Linked DNA regions of Homo sapiens: region 1 is linked to region 2. Evidence: chromatin loops called from intact Hi-C (ENCODE). Cell type or tissue: GM12878. All regions are shown on one strand. Links, peaks and the distances in the headings refer to the core of each region. The heading gives the core; the rest is flanking DNA.

What was found. A loop is a pair of places that touch in the nucleus more often than their neighbours do. Peaks named below come from ENCODE experiments on the same cell type or tissue, not always from the same donor. Only the 100,000 strongest peaks of a DNase experiment are listed, where the experiment ranks them.
Region 1: it touches region 2 in a loop (2.3-fold over the local background); 2 of 110 quality-filtered maps call a loop at or near these places.

The regions. Positions count from the first base shown.
Region 1 is chr18:38,610,032-38,612,956 of GRCh38, forward strand. No RefSeq gene overlaps it. Among named protein-coding and RNA genes, the nearest start is that of MIR4318, 950 kb to the left of the region's middle. RefSeq lists an enhancer at 1,034-1,343. In GM12878, for the core only: no CTCF peak of the experiment used is centred there; a DNase peak (open chromatin) is centred at 1,250; H3K27ac peaks cover 2,341 bases.
Region 2 is chr18:38,750,996-38,753,920 of GRCh38, forward strand. No RefSeq gene overlaps it. Among named protein-coding and RNA genes, the nearest start is that of MIR924, 870 kb to the right of the region's middle. RefSeq lists silencers at 1,136-1,215, 1,645-1,694. In GM12878, for the core only: no CTCF peak of the experiment used is centred there; a DNase peak (open chromatin) is centred at 1,642.

The DNA of each region.
Region 1 (2,925 bases), core at 245-2,744, 140 kb before region 2:
AGGATTTTAGAGCTAATTTCAACCTGGGTACCATTAATCCCTCCATTGGACAACTTCATGCCCACTTGCTCACTCAATGCTATTGGCAGCCCGTGAAGTAGGGCCCCAGCTGTGGTACAACAAAACTGTTCAGTGGCAGGCTTCTGTTTGAACTGTGATCATTGGTGTATTTAAAAATACACTGAACCAAGCGTTAGAAGTCCTGGGCCCTAATTCTGTTGCTACCATTAACTACTTTCATGACATTAGGTAAGGCATCTAATTTCTCAGGTTTAGTTTTCTCATTCATAGAATATAGAAATATTATTACACCTACTTTCAGATGAGATGCTTTAAACCAATGACAGAGAATGTATATAATCAAATATAGCCATTTCTATCAGTTATGATCCCTATTTTACCAATGAGATAACGGACCAGAGAGATAACTGATAAGGTAACAAAGCAAACTAGCAGTATAAGTATGCTGCTTATGATGGGTGGTGAGGGTTACAAAGAAAAAGTCTTCCGAGCTTTTATTTATTTTTTGAGACAGGATCCTTCTCTGTTACACAGGCTGGAGTGTAGTGGCACATCATGGCTCACTGCGGCCTCAAATTCCCAGGCTTCAAGCAATCCTCCCAGGCTAATTTTTAAAAATTTTTGTAAAGATGGTGTCTCCCTATGTTGCCCAGACTGGTCTCGAACTCCTGGGCTCAAGCAGGCCTCCCACTTCTGCCTCCCAAAGTGCTGGGATTACAGGTGTGAACCACAGTGCCCAGCTAAGTCATTTGAACTTTTAGTCTGGTGCTTTGTCAACATATCATATTAGTCCCTGAAGCCTGTGCTATTTCTGTGAGTTTAAATGAGAAAACTGGCAAAAGTTATGTCCTAATCAACTATTATCAGTCCAGTCACTTTTCAAAATATTTAACAAATGTTAGAAGATGTAATCCTGTATGGCTATCCAAAAGCAGAATTATTTTAATTCATTTATGTGGAAAGTTTGTGGCACTCAAACCAGAACTTCAGCTGAACCATTTCTCACTGCTCATACCCTTTTTTTTTTTTTTTTTTTTTTTAGCTTAGACTGAGGTTAGTTCTGTTCTGAGATGAAGACACCACTGCCGCTTGCTGTTCTTGAACATGCCTCTAAGTGGGATTTTCCCAAGAGCTTTCCCTTAAAGAAAAGCAGAACAGAGGGCTGGTTTTAGAAGTGGCTGCTCCACCGCATGGAAGAATCACAGCCTCTGGGGACAGGTCTCACCACAGGCTATTATTAGAACTGAGCTGTGAGTTTGAAAATGGAAAGTGAGACTCTGCTTGCATATACGTGCACACTGTGGATGCCCAGGTGCCAACGAGTGAAAGGACTCGCAGATGCCTCCTTGAACAGCATCTGTCTTCCTCTGTTCACTGGGAAGGTGTGCCACCACACTTCTATCTGCTGAGCCTGAGAAAAAAAAATTGTTTCAGAGTAGGCAGTTGCTGTAGAGCTACAGTAAGACAGGAGCAGGGGGCATCTCAGGGTGAATTTCCACTGAGGCAAAGCAGAAGACTGGGGAGGCGGAAAGAACATTAAACAGCCTGACATGACAACTGGTTTCTTGTGTGCGTGACTGTGGACAGATGACTACGCCTGTACATTCATCTGGAAATTGGATAAAGTAGACTAGGCCAACACAATTCTAATTTCCTTCCTAGGGCTAAAATTATAAATTCATATATCCTCTTGCTATCTGCTAGAGTCTTTACATCTATATCCAGACTTGTATCTACCAGTGGTGACACAGATACCTCCTGATACAATCCTTAGTCATCCAATGTATCTCTTTATCTTACCATTTTTTACAATTTTCATGACTGCAAAAGTCCCTATGAATTCAGGATTTTCAAAACGTTTGGTCTACAATTGAGCAATAGTGCATATGCTGCATGTCAATAGAGATAGTCACTTTTTCCTTCTCCCATATTCCTTACTTCACAACCATTGGATCCCCTGGGTTCTTCCTGTTAGTAGCTCAAACCTGTCTCCCTGAGCTCCCTCATCCATATAAACCCCCATTAATCACCTCCCTTGTATCAATTTAACTTACAAGGACAAATTATATTGTATAAATGATTCCTCCTGGTCTAAAAATGTGTATTACTGTAATTCCAATAGCAACAATAATAGGCAAAATAATCTATATTTTAAAAATATTGCAAGAAGCTATTAAACTTCTTTTGGATCCTGTCTCTGACACTTATTAGCTGTGTGACCATAGCTAAGTCACCTAACCTCTCTGGACTTAAGTTTTCTATTACGTAAATTAAGGATCATGAAAGTATCTAGTCCATGGGGAATTTGGGGGTACACATGTGCATGTGTGGGCAGACACACACACACACACACGCACAAAATCAGTGCATCTCTAGTTGAGAGAAAAAGAGCATATGCCTCTTTCTTTCCCCATTCTTTCTATACTTGGGAATGTATGCACTTTCCTAGACACGTTTGAGAGATAGGAAACTCTATCATTATAACTGTGAAGCACTGAGTAGACCACAAGCTATATCATCATCACTAATAATAGCTAATTACCATTAATAATGATAATACTGGTACAAATTATTGGCCTGAAAGTGAGAAGTAATATTTCCTAAGTAATATTAAAGGCCAAAGAAATTGGAAGAAAATGGAAAATAAACAAAACACTAATCAACATTTTTATGGACTGATTATGAAATCAATAACCAGACAAAGGATGTATGCACCAAGAACCAAGGAAACAAGAAAGGCCACACTGTGACATCATTCATGTAGACTAGAAAAAGATCATTCACAGATTCCCAGCACTAGACAGGGCTTCTCAGAAGGTACCTGGTTCAGGGTCTACTCCTCAAGAGGGAGATGATTGGGAATGACAATGATCCAGGATTATTAATATTATTAGTGAGGTTACC
Region 2 (2,925 bases), core at 237-2,736:
ATAGAGTGAATCATATTCAGGGTGCCAACCATTAATTGGGGAAAAATGTTCCTTAAGCTGTTCGTTTTTGATGATAGGGAAATAAGGTAGTGCCTATTTATATAGAGTCCCATGACTGTTTTATTCCATTCAACTACACTATAACCTTGGAAATAAATGTTATTGAACTTTTTTTAACATGTCAAAAAAAAAAGAAACTTAGAAAGCTGAATTGTCTTGATGCGTTCATTTATTAATTCTTTCATTCATTCAACAAATATTTATTGTGTCCTTACTGTGTGCCAAACACTGTTACATGTGCTGGTGATACAGAGATGGAGGAAAAAAAGACCAAACCTTCTACCTTAAGATATTGCAATTTCGTGGGGAAAGCCCCAATGTAGTCACTAACAGCCATATGCTTTGAACCCAGTTCTGTCACTCAATTATCCCCTCATCATATGTGGTTATCAGTCAGCAAGAGGTAAAGAATCATCCAAGGTTCATAATTGTAGTAAGGCAAGATAAAGAATAACTATATCCCTCCTCTTTGACTCCATGGGACTTCCCTCTCAGTCTAGGTTTCCCCTGGAAAGTGGACCTAGACATTCAAGCTAATTTGCAACACCTTTAAATGAATGAGGGTGCAAGATCCAAGAGCACGTGTTGAGATGCTCTGGGTCCTACAGCTTCTCAGGATGAAGCAGGGACTCTACTTTGGGAAGATTTGGTTTTCTCACCTTCAGGAATGCCGGGTTTGGACTTCTTTATGGCCAATGTGTTGCAGGAAGTAGATTTTGCTCTATTTCTGAACAGCGGCACTGAATGCCAGGGAAAGGGAAGACTGCCTCCTGCCATGTTGTAAGGCTATCTTGAGGGCCTTCCAAAGCCCAGATTTCCTCTGAATTAAGATAAAGCAGTGCTGGGATTGCCAGTAAATAAGAGAGGGGCTGGAGTCTTGGAGTTAAATATGAGGGAGCTGCTGGTGGGACTTACAGACGCCAGCATGTTCACACACACCCACGCCTACACACACACTCACACACACAACCCCAGGTGGAGTGGGAAATTAGTCAGCAGAGTCCTGACAAAGTGCTTCCTACACATGCTGTTCTGTCAGGCGGCACAGCTTCTCAGGCTTCAGAGGTAATTACATGGATTTTCTGTCTTGTACTTGCAAAAACACAGCCCAGCACCGTGCTGCCGCTGCTGGCTTGTCGCTGACAACGCCTTTGGCTCTGGCAGGCAGCAGGCTGCAGGAGAATGTTTACATGTTCTCTTTTAAGAATTCAAACCCCGAGAAGGCACAGGAGGTACCAGGGGAAGAAAGAGGTGAGAGTTTACATGAGGGGGAGAAAGTGTAGGGAAGATATTCTTGGATAACCACACAAGGCATTCCAGGGGAGATGGGGATAAACAAGATACACAAAAATAGGGAAACTGCTGCAGAGAAGGCTACAATGATACTTGCATTAATGAATTTCGTTTCCTTTCTCTTCATCCATCAGCATAATTACTTGGCCAGTAATACTCATTCTGCTTTCAACCAATCCACCCATCAATCAACAGTTGTTAGATGCTAGATGCCCAAATTTTAGGCTGGGCAATTTGTGTTTTTGTGGGTTGGAGGACAAAGCATAAAGCACAGTTCCTGCATAGAGGAGCTTACAAAGAAGGTGAGAAGACAGTGACTCATTTCAGGAAAACAGAAAGAAGGTAGATGATGACTTGTGCCCAGTTGGGTATAGTTAGAGAAGTAAAGTGACTTGTTCAAGGTCACAAAGCCAGTTAGTAGCCAAGTCATGACTTGTGCCCAATTAGGTATAGAGTACCATTCCTGATGTCAAGACTCTACCCATTATTTGGGGGATATTCTCCTTTCTAGTCTTTATTTTAATGGAGATTAGAACCAAGAAATGGAACACAGAAACAGGAATAAGTAGGAGACAAAAATGTGCTGGGGCACTTTACCTTATTATGAGCAAAAAGGAACAGGACATGGACCAGTGCAAGGAGCAAATCATTCATGAGACGTACTGTGGGCCTAAGCGATGCCCAGTGTAATGCCATGGGAAGCAGGGCCTCAGCGAGAAGTCATGTAACCAGTGTGCAGTTATCCATATGCAACTCATGTGCATATCATACAGGGTGTCTGTTAGATGTGGGCTGTATTCGCTGTGTGAATGGAAAACTCCAGACTGAAGCAGGCTCATTTTCAGGCTGCATTTTCAGACCTGGCTTTTATATCAGGTCCAGGTGACAGTTACTAGCATTGACTATGTGTGGATTTCCGAATTTACGATTCTTATAAAAATTGATCAAATGTGTGTGCCTCTATGTATTTGCCCTAATACCTAGAATGCTGACTCAAACTCCGTGGGAACCTTAGAACACAGAATCAAAAAGAGGCCCGGACTAAAGGATGCATTTATGACTTGGCTACTCATTGGCTCTGTGACCTTGAATAAGTCACTTCACTTCTCTGAACTTTTATTTTACAATCAAATCTTTTGGATATTTTGGGGCCAACTCCAGTTGTCCAACCATGGCTGTGGTTTTCTCTGATATCATCAGTCTCCTGTATGTTTCTCCACATGCCCCTGTCTGGGTCTTCAATTAAACTATTCTCCTTCTTTAATGTGTCCCACTCTCCTCAAACCATCAAACCCTGGACATGCTTCCGGTCTTTACTTAAGGCCTCTTCCCATCTGCAACCTCATATCTTCCAGTCTGCATTTCTCTCCCTTCTCTGAATTCCCAGAACAATGCATATTTCCAAGAGGTCAAGCCCTAGAGGTCACAGAATGTGAATCCTTAATAGCAGTATTTGTGATTGTCTCTGTGTTTCTGAGGGGAACATGGTTTGTTAAGGGCACTGGGTAGAGATTGACAAAATTGTTGATATTTTTTATTATATCACTCAGGGTGCCAGATATAATCAGGAAA